3 separate regions of the Homo sapiens genome follow, and all the other regions are linked to region 1. A link is a contact called in ENCODE Hi-C or POLR2A ChIA-PET data. All regions are on one chromosome and are shown on one strand. The core of a region is the stretch at or near the end of the contact, and the rest is flanking DNA. Distances in the headings are between cores, read along the strand shown. Region 1 has its middle 32 kb from the start of LMNTD1. Region 2 has its middle 120 kb from the start of LMNTD1. Region 3 has its middle 49 kb from the start of MIR4302.

The links. A loop is a pair of places that touch in the nucleus more often than their neighbours do. ChIA-PET counts read pairs that join two places held with the same protein, here RNA polymerase II (POLR2A). Pooled maps may share reads with other maps.
Region 2: a map of MCF 10A shows a loop between it and region 1 (12-fold over the local background). The contact joins two enhancer-like sites. A Hi-C loop is called at or near these places in 2 of 168 maps with a recorded cell type or tissue (MCF 10A and esophagus muscularis mucosa) and 5 of 50 pooled maps. POLR2A ChIA-PET finds 5 or more read pairs at or near these places in 2 of 52 experiments (activated T-cell and endothelial cell of umbilical vein).
Region 3: a map of mammary epithelial cell shows a loop between it and region 1 (2.8-fold over the local background). The contact joins two enhancer-like sites. A Hi-C loop is called at or near these places in 3 of 168 maps with a recorded cell type or tissue (Caco-2, esophagus muscularis mucosa and mammary epithelial cell) and 2 of 50 pooled maps. POLR2A ChIA-PET finds 5 or more read pairs at or near these places in 1 of 52 experiments (endothelial cell of umbilical vein).

What each region holds. Positions count from the first base shown.
Region 1 is chr12:25,583,564-25,586,500 of GRCh38, forward strand. It overlaps a transcript of LMNTD1 not described here. Among named protein-coding and RNA genes, the nearest start is that of LMNTD1, 32 kb to the left of the region's middle. Within about 2 kb of position 1,569, at least 2 of the 41 ENCODE cell types and tissues checked have a DNase peak (open chromatin) inside an H3K27ac peak, as active enhancers do.
Region 2 is chr12:25,434,961-25,437,733 of GRCh38, forward strand. It overlaps the pseudogene FAM133GP. Among named protein-coding and RNA genes, the nearest start is that of LMNTD1, 120 kb to the right of the region's middle. Within about 2 kb of position 1,516, at least 6 of the 41 ENCODE cell types and tissues checked have a DNase peak (open chromatin) inside an H3K27ac peak, as active enhancers do.
Region 3 is chr12:25,823,417-25,826,229 of GRCh38, forward strand. No RefSeq gene overlaps it. Among named protein-coding and RNA genes, the nearest start is that of MIR4302, 49 kb to the right of the region's middle. Within about 2 kb of position 1,480, at least 3 of the 41 ENCODE cell types and tissues checked have a DNase peak (open chromatin) inside an H3K27ac peak, as active enhancers do.

The DNA of each region.
Region 1 (2,937 bases), core at 319-2,818:
CTTGGATTTCCCCGTATCTTTTTGAATCTCAGTGATTCAATTCTAATATTTTGTCCTTGTAATCTTGTACCTGGGTTAATGCACCAGCCTCCGCTGGTAGAGGGAGCCACAAGTGCAGAGATCTGAGATAGGACCTGGCAAAGAGCCTAGTAAGGCTGGGAGAGGGAGCAGAGAGTGATGGGGATGGGCTTAGACAGTGATAAGAAATGAGTGAGAGGCGAAGGAGAGGCCAGAGCCTCAGGGTCTTATCAGTACAGGGGGAGGACTTTGGCTTTCCTCTGAGAGAGAAGGAAAATCACAAGCCAGGGAACCTTGAGCCAATGAGTGTCATGATCTGGCTTGTGTCTTTAAAGGACTACTTTGGCTTCTGTGTTGAAATTAAGAGAATAAGAAGCAGAGAGACCAGAGAAGATGAGACTGCTTCCATCATCCAGGGAGAGCCTATGGCACCAACCTCCAGAATGGTGGCAATGGAGGTGATGAGATGTGTTCGGACTCTGGATATAGTTTGAAAGCAAAGCTGGCAGAATTTGCTGGCAGATTAGATAGGAAGTGTAAGAGGAAAAGAGAAGACAAGATGACTCCAGGGATTTAGACCTGAGCAATGAGAGGAATTGAGCTGCCAATTTATATATATCAATAATATATGTGATGAATATATATGATGTATACAATATATTTATGATTTTTCTCACTTAAAGCACAATTGAAACAATCAAAAATTAACTTTGAGGTAGGCTAAGTGGTTGACCCAAGGTTGTCTTGCTAAGAAGGGACAAGCTTGGCCTTGAGCACTGCTCAGTGTAACCACTGAACCTGTACTCTTTAAGCTATGGCACATCAGCTCCTACACATACCTTTAGTTTTTGGTCAGCAAAAGTCCTATATGATGTTTTGACTTTCGAGAATTGACTTCTAATGCACGGATTTTATATGCCTGAGGACATTTTATAGACCTAATCAGGTATGCAGAATCCAGGTTGCCAGCTCTAGTCCAGAACTCCAGAACTCCAGGTCTCCCATCTTGCAAATGTGACTACATGTAATGCTTTGACAAATAGTAAAGAAACGCATTTTAACATCTGGTTTGACATCTGCAAAGAATGATTCCTTTTAAAATACAACTAACAGGGTTAAAACTTATTTGGAGACTTAAGGAACATAAAATCATAGCTTCAAAGTCGATTATATCATGATGGTATTATTTGCATTTGTTTTCTTTTGGCCACGTGGAAAATTTTCATCATAGACTGGGGTCTAATACTTATTCAGTAAGGAGTGTTTTTCCATGGCTGAAAAATACAAATTTGGTCCTAGAGGTCGTAGATGTGAGTTCTAAAATATTTTATTTATATCATATTTTCAAACTTTCTTTGCATCAAAAGAAATACTAGTTGAAACACTTCTCAAGTAAAACGGATTATACTTGCTGAAAGCATTACTGGTTTTTATTTAAGTTGCTGATTTTTTAATAAAGGGTCTGACCTTGAGGACAGCTGCCAGTTGGCAGAAAGCACAGAGGAGATGAGAAGAGAGTCTGGGGCCAAAATAAACACCCGAGTCTGACAGTTGTGTCCCATGGACTCTTTCATGTGTCTGTAAGACATTCAGGGTCTTGGATTTGAACATTCCTTCATAAAGGCTCACCCTCAGCAAACTCTCTGCTCTTCCAGTTTCATTGGCAGTCTAAAAACCTGGCAGCATCCTTGGGTTCTGCTTGTTAAGACTTGTGAAATACTATGGACTTGGGCTGCAACCTTCAGCTGAATTTAGATGTAGGAAATTAGCAATTACAAAGTGTTCTTTCTGCCAAAAATCACATGCTGCTGCGATTACCTTACTCTGTGATGAAACAGGTCATTTTAATCCTTTGTAGTAGGTGGAACATTATGTACTTAACCAACCAAAAGGAAAAAACTTCTTAACTCAAGGGAGATATTTTCAGCAACCACATGTAGGCTTATGCACATAATAGGAAAAGTAATCCTTTTCCCCCCAGGTAAAATCTTTTAAAGTAATTTTGAAATGCAATTGGCAAAACCCTCTTCACTTTAATAAAATACTTTGTAAATGTGCCAAAGTTTAATACCAACAGACCACACGAAACTAGGTTTCCAACAGCCAACTGAAGAGATGTGATGTCTAATTAGGAAATTGTGTTTTACCTGACCTTTAAGTTTTTGCCTCAATTATCTTTTCTCATTGGTGAGTTATGCATGGCTGGGGTGACACAAGGTTGTTCATTTTTTTGTGATGTTGATTAGCGTGGGTGATTGCTATGATTAGTGAATCCAAGAATTCTATAGCTGAATGAGATCACAAACATTAGCTAGTTCAACTTTCATATTTTACAGATGAAGAAACTAAGTCGCAAAGGATGAACTCACTTGCCCTCGGTCATTGGTCCCGTTGGTGACAGTTAGGTCTGGAATTCAGTTTTCCCATCTCACTGTCTTGAGTAGAAGGAAAAGGCCCAGTGTTCTATGTCATTTGGATGTTGGTGTCTTCCCTTCTGCTGGTAAGGATTATCTAAACCTTTGGAGGAAGCACTAGGGGAAGGGTAGTGTCAAAGGCAAGTAGATTTTATACAGTAAAAGTACTATTTGATTTTTTTTCTTGTTTTAATATTTGTTTTTTTTTCCCCTTCCGTTTGTTTTATGTTGAAAATTCCCCATGATGATACCTCTACCTACTCAGCTACTCAAGCCAAAAACCAAAAGCCATCACCCCATCCACTAGATCACCAACTCTTAACCACTCTGCTGCCTAAATAGCTCTCAGGTCCTGCTTCCCTTTCCATTCTCACCAACACTACCTTCATGCAGCCCTTGTTATCTCCCACTGAAATACTGCAGTAATCTTTTTATTGGTCTTCCTCACTTCCAATGTCTTATTTCTTAGTAGCAAAAACTGCCAGTTGTCCTCCACTTTCATTTT
Region 2 (2,773 bases), core at 266-2,765, 150 kb before region 1:
TGTTGATTTATCATTGTACACTTCTAGTCAAAAATATTAATTTTATTCCCAAATATTGTAACCACTAGTGCTACTGCAATGTATTATCTCCCAGAGTTATCAAGCACTGGAAGAGAAAAGAATAGATAAGCAGCAGGCAACATTTACGGCCCTTGCACACAGCGGCATTTGAATAGCTACTGGGTAGTCTGGGGATAATTCTTTTTTTTTTTTTGAGATGGAGTCTTGCTCTTTTGCCCAGTCTGGAGTGCAGTGGCACCATCTCAGTTCACTGCAACCTCTGCCTCCCGGGTTCAAGTGATTCTCCTGCCTCAGCCTTCCAACTAGCTGGGATTACAGGCACCAGCCACCAGGCCCAGCTAATTTTTGTATTTTTAGTAGAGACGGGGTTTCACCCTGTTGGTCAGGCTGGTCTCAAACTCTTGACTTCAGGTGATTCACACGCCTTGGCCTCCCAAAGTGCTGGGATTACAGGCGTGAGCCACTGCGTCTGGCCAGTCCAAGGATAATTCTAAAAACAAGAAAATTCATGCATTATAGTAAATATGTTGTAATTTTCACAGTTGAAATTTCCTTAGACATTGTACTTTCTCTATAAGGGAATCCTGATTTTTCTTAATATTATGATGAGTCAGGACTTGAACTAGCAGCCTTCTTTCTCTTCTTACTGTTTTTCTCATGCTCCTTTTTCCTTTTTTTGTGTTGTTTTTTCTCATTCTTCACTGCTTTTCTTCTTTTTTGCTCTTATCTCCTCAATATACTCTGATTCTGACAAGGACTCAGGTGATAAAGATTTATCTTCAGAATATGGGTTTCTTTTTGCTGAGTCGTTTAATAGCCTTTTTCTTTCTCAGTTGGGTCCTTCTTTTTCTTTAAAAAGAAGTCTTTCTTCCTTATTGTCTTTCTATCCTTACTGTCTGATTCAGTTTCTGACATGGAGCTTTCAGAAGATTTATGTGAATGGTTCTTTTTCTTTCTCCCTTTTCCATGTTTCTTATCCTCATCCTCAGAATCAGAAGAACTGCTGGAAGAATCAGAGCATGATGAAGACGATGAATACCTACCAGATTTATTCTTTTTCTTTTTTTTTCTCTTTTTTTGGATAAGCTCTTACTTTCACTTAACAATTTCTTCCTGTGTTTTTCTAGTTTTTTCTTCAAATTCATACAAAGCCTTGGCGCCTTTTTCTTTTTCTTTTCTAGTTGCTCTTGCACTTCTTCCCAGATAGGCCTTGGTTGACGGAGAGAATCCTGGATTGTTGGCCCTTAAGACTGGATTGGACCCCTTGATCTGGCCATTGCTGTTGGATTCACATAGGCTACCCGATGGTCCTGCTTCTCCTTGGTGCCCGAGTGAGCGCACAGTCACTCATCAAGGGACACGGTCACCCACCAAGGGAAACCTGGCTCGGGAGGCAGCTGAAGTAGGCCTGCCGCAGGTCCTTCTGCACTAAAAGTTCGTATTTTCATGAAAATCTTACCAATGTGTTTAGCAGGCTTGCTTGTTTCATTTTCCCCCCATTAGTCAGTGCCTACTTGGTTTACCACTAGAGGGCATTGTTGGCAGTGATATCAAGAGAAAGCATACTACAGCATTTTGCCAAAAAATTTTGTGCAATCTTTTTCAATTTTCATTTCAGCCAGTAAATAAAAACATACATTTAAAAGCTACTTCATTTAATATTTTATTTTTATATTTTATGCATCCCAAATACTGAGCTTCTAGGCTTTTTGTGTGTATTAATTTAATAAAAGAGAAATCATTGTAAACTTTGGTTCCAGTTTTCCAACAAACGCTAAATCTAGAATCTGTCAGTTTTCCCCCTGCAATGTAATACACTCTCACACATCCTTTCTTGGAATGTTATCGAGCACTTGGAGACTCATTATTTTTTATTTCCCAAAAGAGTGAAACTATTCTATTTTCCATATCATGGCTTTCCTGATATTTGTCAGAGGATCTCAAACTAGCAAGGGACCTTCAGTTTATCTAGTTCAACTATTTATAATAGACAGAATTTCTTCTACACAGTGATGAAGGGCTGTCTAAACCTCAAAATGATAAGAGAAGCGTTTTCCATTTTGGAACAACTGTATTATTTATTGGAAAGTTCATCAGGTGAAGGCAGAAGTTTGCCTCTTTGAAATGTATTGTATCAGATAAGATCTTTTAGTTGCAGATAACAGGAACCAAATCAAGCTTGCTTATGAAAAAGGGGGGTAGATTAATTATTAGAAAATAGAGGTGTCCGGGGCCTTTTGGGGGGTGGGGGGCAAGGGGAGGGAGAGCATTAGGACAAATAATGCATGTGGGGCTTAAAACCTAGATGACGGGTTGATGGGTACAGCAAACCACCATGGCACATTATGCCTACATAAAAAACCTGCACATTCTGCACATGTATCCCAGAACTTGAAGAAGAAAAAGAAAACAGAGGTGTCTTGTGGGCTGTGGGTAACTGGACACCTGAGATCTGTCGGTACTCAATCTCTCTCAGTCTGCTGCATCTGCTTCCTTCTATGTAATTACTTCATTCATTTCTCTCTGCACATCAGGATTTTCTGCTTCTCGCATCCCCATGGTGAAATATGCCATTTGAATGATAAAAATGACAAATAACTTTTGTTACCTAGCTGGAGTAGGCTGTTTCAGCATTCTATGAAGCTGGCCACCTCGGGATGGTGCAGTATGTGATTTGATCTGTCGTTCCCAGGGTCACAGGCCCACTCTCACACTGCCTTCATGGTGAAGTAGGTCTCTTGGTTGGATGCTT
Region 3 (2,813 bases), core at 230-2,729, 240 kb after region 1:
TCGAACTCTCGACCTCAGATAATCTGCCTGCCTTGGCCTCCCAAAGTGCTAGGATTACAGGTGTGAGCCACCGCACCCGGCCCCAATAATTTATAAACTATAAAATCTGATATAAATATTAATCATCTACAAAATCCTGCTCTAGGGCTCCATACTACTGCACTTCACCCTGTATTATTATTTATTTAATATTCTGGTTACGGAAGGAGACTGAAGAGGTAAAATGAACTCGAGAATGACTATCAACTAGATAAGCATTTCCAAATATGTGATTATACACATGGATTGTTACAAATTTATTTGGATCATTTCTTAACATTGCACTTAAAGTGGAGCTGTATCTGAAAGCACCTGATACATTTTAACTATGTTAAGCCCTCCAGCTTCAGAGCTTCCTGTAACTCCTGGTATAGAGCTCAGCCATTGCTAACTGGAAGCAAAAAGAATTGGATTTTATGATGCAAAAGTCATATCAGGAATTAACAGACACACAAGTCTGACTTTTCCAGAGAAGCAGAAGTAAAAATAATATCAAGAAGCGGCTCCATGGAGCCCTTTCAATTTACAACAGCCGCTGGATAACCCCTCCTTCATTCATAACCAGTGTCTTGAAATTAACCTTGACCCATCCTGCACTCGTACTACTGACCTGTTCCCCAAGGCACCGTGCTAAAGAATTCAATGAATTTGCACTTAACTTTTATAACGATTTTCCTCATTTTAGAGATGAGACAATCTTTTATTTTTTTTGAGACAGAATCTTGCCCTGTCACCTAGGCTGGAGTACAGTGGCACAATCATAGCTCACTGCAACCTCGAACTCCTGGGCTCAAGCTATCCTCCCACCTCAGCCTCCCTAGCAGCCGGGACTACAGGCATGAGCCACCATGCCTGGCTAAGTTTTTCTTTTTTGTAGAGATAGGGTCTCTCTATGTTGCCCAGGCTGGTCTCAAACTCCTGGGTTCAAGCAATCCTCCAGCCTTAGACTCCCAAAGTGCAAGGATTACAGGTGTGAGCCACCATGCCTGGCAGAAAATTATTTTTTTAATGAGAAAGGAGCAGAGACTGGCACTCATGACAGCCCCTGGATATCCTCTCCTTCATTCACAGCCAATGTCTTGAAATTAGCCTTGATATTAGCCTTGACCCATCTTGTACTCCCTCTCCTGACCTGTTCCCCAGTACTAAGCCCTTAGTATAGCTCCACCTTCTATCACCCACAGGCTTCTCCTGACTAAATGCAGTGGTTCTTTCCCAGCCGGGTCTGCACTGCTTCTGGCCACTCTGTTAGACGCAGTAGATGGAGGCTATGCCCTTCCAGGCAAATTTAAGGGTGACATTAACCTATTCGTTTATCAGGCTTTTGCCTCTTTTCACACCTACAACTAGGAGAGAAAGAAGAGAAAACATAAAGCAGGTGACTTTTCTGTTGTAGATCAAGTTTTTAAAAGGTTTGCTCAAGAGGTACTTCATAGTCCCAGTTCTGAAAGGAGGCTGGGATACCTTCCAGATTTAGTCTGCTTTGTCTCTGCTTAACACTGAGACTCTTCCAAATGGCAGCTCCCTCAGGAATATGTGAGCAGCACACACTCTCCCTAACATTTGTCAAAGTGCGTTAGCAACTAATGCTTCATTCCCAGTAATATTTTGAAAATTTCCCTGATGTTAGAGTGAAGGGCCTTTTTTCCCCCATCTGCAACACCCCAATCTTAACAGCCCACCATGCATTTTTGTCTAAGTATCACACCAAGGCCACATTATATTCCTGTGCCCAACAAACTAGAATATATGTAAATAAACAAGTAGAATAAAATATAAGCCACAAGATCATGAAAATTTAGAATGAAAATTTAGATGGGGTTTATTTATTTCATAACTCAGCCAGGAGTTCCATTTGCCTAGACATAAGAGATAACATCTTTATCTATTGTTGTGTGACAAATTTTCACAAACTTAGCAGCTTATGGCAACGTGGATTAATTATCTCACATTTCTGTAGGTCAGAGTCGGGTGGTCTTGGCTGGGTTCTCTGCTTAGAGTCTTATAACGCTGAAGTCCAAGTGTCAGCTGGCTGAGCTCTATCTGGAGGATCTAGGAAACAATCCGCTCCCAAGTGCATTCAGGTTATTGGCAGAATCCAGGTCCTTGTTACAGTAGAACTGAGGTTTCCATTCCCTTGCAGGCTGTCAGCCAAAGGCCATTCTCAGCTTCTAGAGACCACCGGCGTTCCTCATCATGGCGCCTCCTCCATCTTCACGCCAGCAACATCCTGTGAAACCCTTCTTTTGTTTCATGTCTCTCTGCCTCCCTCTTCTGCCACCAACAGGAGAAAGCTCTATGCTTTTAAGGGCTGATGTGTTTAGATTAGGCCTACCTGGATAATCTCCCTCTTAGAAAGTTAACTGTGCCATAGAACACAGGTTATGGGAATTAGAGGACATGGAATCGTGGAGGACATGGAATCCTGGAGGACCATTTAGAATTCTGCCTACACACCTAGCAAGTAGAATTAATACAAAAATTAGCTGGGTGTGGTGGCGGGCGCCTATCATCTCAGCTACTGGGGAGGCTACTCCGGAGGCTGAGGCAGGAGAATCGCTTGAACCCAGGAGGCGGAGGTTGCAGTGAGCCAAGATCGCGCCACTGCACTTCAGCCTGGGCGACAGAGAAAAACTCAGTCTCAAAAAAAAAAAAAAAAAACAAAAATAAAAAATCCTTTTGCTGTATCCTCAAAAGATAAAGGTGTAGTAAGTACCTTTATCTGTAAGTTTTAACAGGCAGAAGCAGTTAGAAATAATACTGAGAATGATGTT